Linked DNA regions of Mus musculus: region 2 is linked to region 1. The links are chromatin contacts, found by Hi-C or POLR2A ChIA-PET in ENCODE. All regions are on one chromosome and are shown on one strand. Each heading gives the region's core, a stretch centred on a gene start or an enhancer-like site at or near the end of the contact. The rest is flanking DNA. Distances are from core to core; before and after follow the strand shown.

Region 1 (2,757 bases), core at 25-2,524:
GGGAGCAGGCCGGGCCTCATTTGCATATGCACTAGGCAGGGGAAGACAGAGGAAGACATTCTGGCTCGTACGCAAATATAGGGAATGAATATGTAAACGAGAGGCCCAAGAACTGTAGCGGTGGGCGACACCTCATTTGCATATTCACAAACAGAGAAAAGGAAAAGGATTGGGGGCTCATGAATATGGAAAGCGCTTCTCGAATATGCAAATGAGCAGCTAGCAAGTCGGAGCCTCATTTGAATATACATGATCGCAAAGAAAGCGGTAGGGAAGCGGGGCTCACCACTATGCAAAGCGACCAATGGATACACAAATGAGCAGGCAGTGAACCAGAGTGGAGATGGACTGGGGAAGCATTCTTTGCATATTCATGAGGGGAAAAGGATGGAAGACTTTGTGGCTGGTGCATATGAGAATAGCAGTATATGATGAGGAGCGGGCAGATTCAATTTCGGAGATCTGAGGTCTCATCTGCATATTCATGATCAGGGACGTTGGAGCAAGACGTTGAGGCTTGTGCATATGTAAATCGTGGGGAAAATATGCAAATGCATAGTGATCCATATGGACAGGGCATCAATTCTATATTCATGAGGGGATGGAAGACAGAAATACATCGCTCATGAATATGTGTATCTCCCGATGGATATGCAAATGAGAAGCGATGAGTGAGAACTCGGTAGGGGCGAAGCGTTATTTGCATATAAGCGGGAAAGCTGTATATGAATATGCAAAGAAGGAGCGGCCCAGAGGCCTTATTTGCATATTCAGGAGGAGGAGCGAGATTGTGGCGGCAGCACTATGCTAATGAGGTCAAGGCGGGGTTTAGGTCTCATTTGCATATTACTGAGGAGAAAGCGCCGAGCGTAGGGGGGGAGGGCGGGGCTCATGCATACGCAAAGATCAAAATGAATATGCAAACGAAGCGCTATCCGATCGCCCTTAGGAGGGCCAGAGGCCTTATTTGCATATTCATGATGGGACGAAAAGCAATGATGGGACGAAAAGCAACTTGGTAGCTCTTGCTCGGGCCCCGCCCACCGCGGCGATTGACAGGCAGCCCCGCCCCCGCTCACTCCTCACCCCGTGACGTCACCGCCGCCGCCGCCGCTGCCGCCGCAAGGAGCCGAGGCAGGAGGATGACCGCGAGTGCCCATGCCATGTCGCCGGCGGGGCCGCGGACGCTGCAGTGATTGACAGCTGGTTCGGTCCGAGCCGGTCCGAGTCGAGGGCGCCCAGGCCGCTTAGAGCCGAAAACGGGAAGCCGGGGGCGGGGGTTGGGGCGACGGGGCGGGGCCACGGCAATAAACGGATGCGGCGACTCACCGACATGGGCGTGGCCCGGCTTCCTCTTCCCATCAATCACCCGGATAGGGGGAAGCGGGGGGGGGGCGGGGGGGGGGGGGTGGACTCCGCGTGCGCCCCGACCACGCCCCTCGCGGCCTGTCCCCGCCCCCAAACCTCCAAGGCCCCGCCCCCGCCCATCTAATCTGCCCGGCTCTTGTGGTGCTTTTTAAGGCTTACTTGTAAATAATAAAAATTGTGTGTCTTTTATCCAAAAACAGAAGGGAGGTGTTGCTCCCATATGTCTGTTCCTCTCTACTTCTTTGTTCTGTCATTTGGTTGCACATTGACCTCACCAAGATGGAGGTGGCTGGCCATCGTGTGACTTTCTGTTCCAGGTCACTTCTGCTTCTCCCTTTCCCAGTCTCTAGGTGGCCCAGCACAAAAGTAAATCGCTTTGTTGAAACTTAAATGGTATGTAAATATTAGATAATAGTGAACATATCTTTTTCTTTGTCTTAACAAAAGTCGTACTTAATCATACAAAGATTTTAAGTAATATACAAATTTGAACTTACAAACAGGGCAGCACTGTGCATTGTTACACCAATTACTAAAGTTTGGTGGAAAATGGTTTCATTCATAAGGACACAAACCTGAAGATGTTGAGAACCGGGGATCTCAATTGAGAAATGGCTACCATCATATTGACCTGTGGTTTTGTGAGTAAGCCATGTACTTAATTAATGATTAATATAAGGTTACCCTACTTTCTGTGAACAGTGACACCTCTAGGTGCGTTGTTCTTGTGATTTTGAGGCCAGCCTGGTCTACAAAGTGAGTTCCAGGACAGCCAGGGCTACACAGAGAAACCCTGTCTCAAAAAACCAAAAAAAAAAAAAAAAAAAGAAAGAAAAGAAAGAAAGAAAGAAAAAAGAAAGGGCACTGCAGCCCTTCCAGTCGGCACCAGCTCCGGGTCACCTTGTGCACAAACTCTGCAGACGGTCCCATGGTCCCCAGAGGACTCTCCACACAATCTTAGGATCACTGGTGAGTGGAACAAAACATCTGTTCCTGCTGCAGACAAACCTCAATTGGGTCATCGATCTGCAGGGAACGAGGTTCCAGTACTTACAGGCAAGCAAGGAGTTGGCATGGATAACAAATAAATATGGACACAAGGGAGTGTGTATCTGGATTATTTTCTCAAAGCAAGCACCAGTCTTTTTGTTTGGTTGGTTTTTGTTTTTTGATTTTTTTTCGAGACAGGGTTTCTTTGTATAGCCCTGGCTGTCCTGGAACTCACTTTGTAGACCAAGCTGGCCTCAAACTCAGAAATCCACCTGCCTCTGCCTCCCCAGTGCTGGGATTAGAGGCGTGTGCCACCACGCTCAGCACCAGTCTTATAATACAGAAGAAAAACAAGAAAGCTGATGGATACATTCATCAAGGTACACTGTTTCTTAACAC
Region 2 (2,821 bases), core at 300-2,799, 240 kb after region 1:
GAGATAAACCAGACTAACCAGAGGGCACACAGACAGTATCCTAATTAATAAAATCAGAAATGAAAAGGAAGATATAACAGTGAAATATATCTTAAAATAATTATTCTCTTTAAAAAATATTAACAATTGAAAATATTAAAATCATGTTCTACAAAACAAAAACAAAAAACGAAGTAAAGGAGCCCTGTTTTCTCTCTATACCCAGGGCCTCAGGGAAAGCTCCCAAGGACTAGGCCCAGACTGTGACTGGCTCTGACAACCATTTTCCTGAGTTTCAATAGGAGCTGTGTCCTGCTCCAGACATGGGGACCTCAGGGAAAGCATTGCTGGATCAGGCCTACACTCAATGCAATGGTTGTGGGTTTTTCTGTTTTGTTTTGTTTTGTTTTGTTTTTTTAAGTTTTCAAATGGTTGTCACTAGATGTCATCTAGCCAGTGTGGCAGAACTATGCTTTTCTCAAGAAGAAAACTGAACCTTATGGCACAAGAGGCCTTGCTGTTGGTTATGATCCTGTAATACCCCACTGAGCAGCTGGTTAGAGGCCTGCTCTTTGATAAGGAGATGGGCCTAGTGTCAGATTATGAATCGTTTGTTTCCTTTGTTATGAATTCTAGACAATGCTGGTGAACAAGCATGTGTACCCTAGCATCCTAACCTCTAACTGCCCTGGCTGGCATAGTACTTATCTGTGAGGTGTGAGGCAGTCCTCCCTCAGCTAAATTCTACTTGGTGTGCCTTACTATTTCCTAAGCTTTACTAAATCCTTTACATCATCAATTCTACTCTTTAACATCACAGCTTGACATTGAATTGCTACCCAGCACAAGAGATGCCTTTTACAACCTCCACAAAATGAACTCCAAATGGATTGTCCACCTTAATCTCAAGTGCTAAGAACAGAACTTGTAGAAAGTCCTGGACTCTCTGAGTTTGGGATCACGCCAAAGATCTCTCTACACACAGGCCAAATGATCTGCACACGTGCAGCCCCCACAGCGAAGTTATTCAGACGCTACAGCTGGGTCACGCGAATGGCTAGGACCACAGGGGACCTCACAGGTGGCCGCGGAATCCCACGCAGTCCCAGGAAAGACCCACCGCAGCAGCTCGCGCTGCTCAGACCCCGGTTTCTCCCCATTGTTTTCAGTGACCCTGTACTCACCATGTCGCAACTTCGGAGCTTGCCTGAACACCCTAAACAGCATCCAGCGGCAGGACAGAGCACAGAACAGGGGACAAATCAAGTCAGCTCAGCAACTAAGCAAAACAGGCGCCACTGCACCCGGAAAAACCCGCCTTCCTTTTGATTTGCAGTTCCGCCGAGAGACTCTGATTGGCCAACAAGTCTTGAGTGACTGGAGCACCTCCCTTAGGGTTAGAGTGTGCTGAAGATACAACGTGTAGAGGTTCTCAGCCCAACAAGCTGCAAGTCCAGACCTGCAGCATTTTCCAATTCTGTAGTATTTGTGTCGATCCTCCAATAGGCAACCCATGTGTCTCCCCGCGCAGCCCCAGGGAAGCCCAACCACTTCCCTGTCATTGTTCCACTGCTTGCTCCTCCCCTAGGTAGGCAGTGACCCTATGATCGCCAGGGCCTGATGTCAGCCAGAGCTTCAATCACTCACTAGGTTGTTTGCCTTCTTCCTCCTTGAATCAAGGTAGGGAGCTTACATAGCCCATTACTCAACTTGCAGGGGATTTATCAATCTGTCCCACAAGCGAAAAGGTGCCCAGAATATTAACAATTAAATTGTGTCATGGGCAAACAATAGTTCTGTTTTCTTGCTGTTGGGATTGAGACCCAGGAACAGAGGCTGATCTGCATATTATTAACAAACCAAAGGAGCCATCCACCTGCCATGGGCAAACTGGGTTTACCTGAAACCTGAACTGGAAATGAATAGGTATTGGGGTGAGAGAAGAATGAAGCCAAGCAAAGGTTCTGATCAAGGCTCAAAGTTTAATAATAAGGTTTGCGTTTATAAAGGGAAAACCTACAAAACCCATCCCCCTCTTCAGCTGCAGTATGTTGTAGAGCAATGTCAGTGCAGGCAGCCAAAACAGCTAAGTTCCCATGAGAACCTGCAACTGCAACAAAGACAGATGTCTCTGTCCTGGGTTGTCATGGCGAATGTTCAAGGTCTGCTCAAGGCTGGGAAGGTTAGAGCTGGGCCTCCAGGTTCTCCCAGCAGTCCTCAGTCTCCACCTGTTACAGGGCAAGGTTGGCAGACCCCACCTTGTACCTTGAACTCCCAGCCCAGCGGCCAGGCTTTCCCTTCCTAGAAGCCCTTTCTACATAATCCAGACATTTTGTACTCTTTGTGTCTCTGTTTCTGTCTCGATCTCTCTCCCCTTTCTTCCCTCTCCAGTCTTTCTCCCTCCTTCTCCCTCCACTTCCCCTCCCAATCCCTACTCCCCTGCATTTTTCTCTCCCAGCTTGTCTTGCTGGCTTTTTCTCGCCACCTCTGCTCCTTATTCTCCCATCCCATAACTTCTCTGACCTCCTTGGGACTAGTGAACTCTCTACTTCCTTGGGATCAGTGAATCCTCTAGAGAGCTACCCCTAATAAACCGGAAAATACTCTAATTTCACTTGGGTTGAGTCCTTCACGCTGGGCTTAGGTAAAGTGCAGCTAGTTTTCAGCTGGTAGGTATGTGAACCCTGGGAGACAAACAGGAACCAGATGACAAACCCTGTGGAGCACTGCTGTTAGCCAGCACACCTTCCTCCGTGGGAAGGTGAACACACATTCGCACATAGAACTGTATTAGTGAAGGTTCTCTAGATGAACAGACCTGATAGGAGGAATCTAGGTATGT

The links. A loop is a pair of places that touch in the nucleus more often than their neighbours do. ChIA-PET counts read pairs that join two places held with the same protein, here RNA polymerase II (POLR2A).
Region 2: a loop to region 1 is called in a map of regulatory T cell, with 2.0 times the contacts of the local background. The contact joins the promoter of 4930522L14Rik here to the promoter of Crlf2 in region 1. A Hi-C loop is called at or near these places in 1 of 37 maps with a recorded cell type or tissue (regulatory T cell). POLR2A ChIA-PET finds 5 or more read pairs at or near these places in 1 of 5 experiments (embryonic stem cell).

What each region holds. Positions count from the first base shown.
Region 1 is chr5:109,557,719-109,560,475 of GRCm38, forward strand. Crlf2 (cytokine receptor-like factor 2) reads right to left here and starts at 1,275. Exons shown (of 8, transcript NM_016715.4): 1 at 1,087-1,275. The coding sequence starts at 1,165.
Region 2 is chr5:109,795,020-109,797,840 of GRCm38, forward strand. 4930522L14Rik reads right to left here and starts at 1,550. Exons shown (of 3, transcript XM_011249625.2): 1 at 1,164-1,550.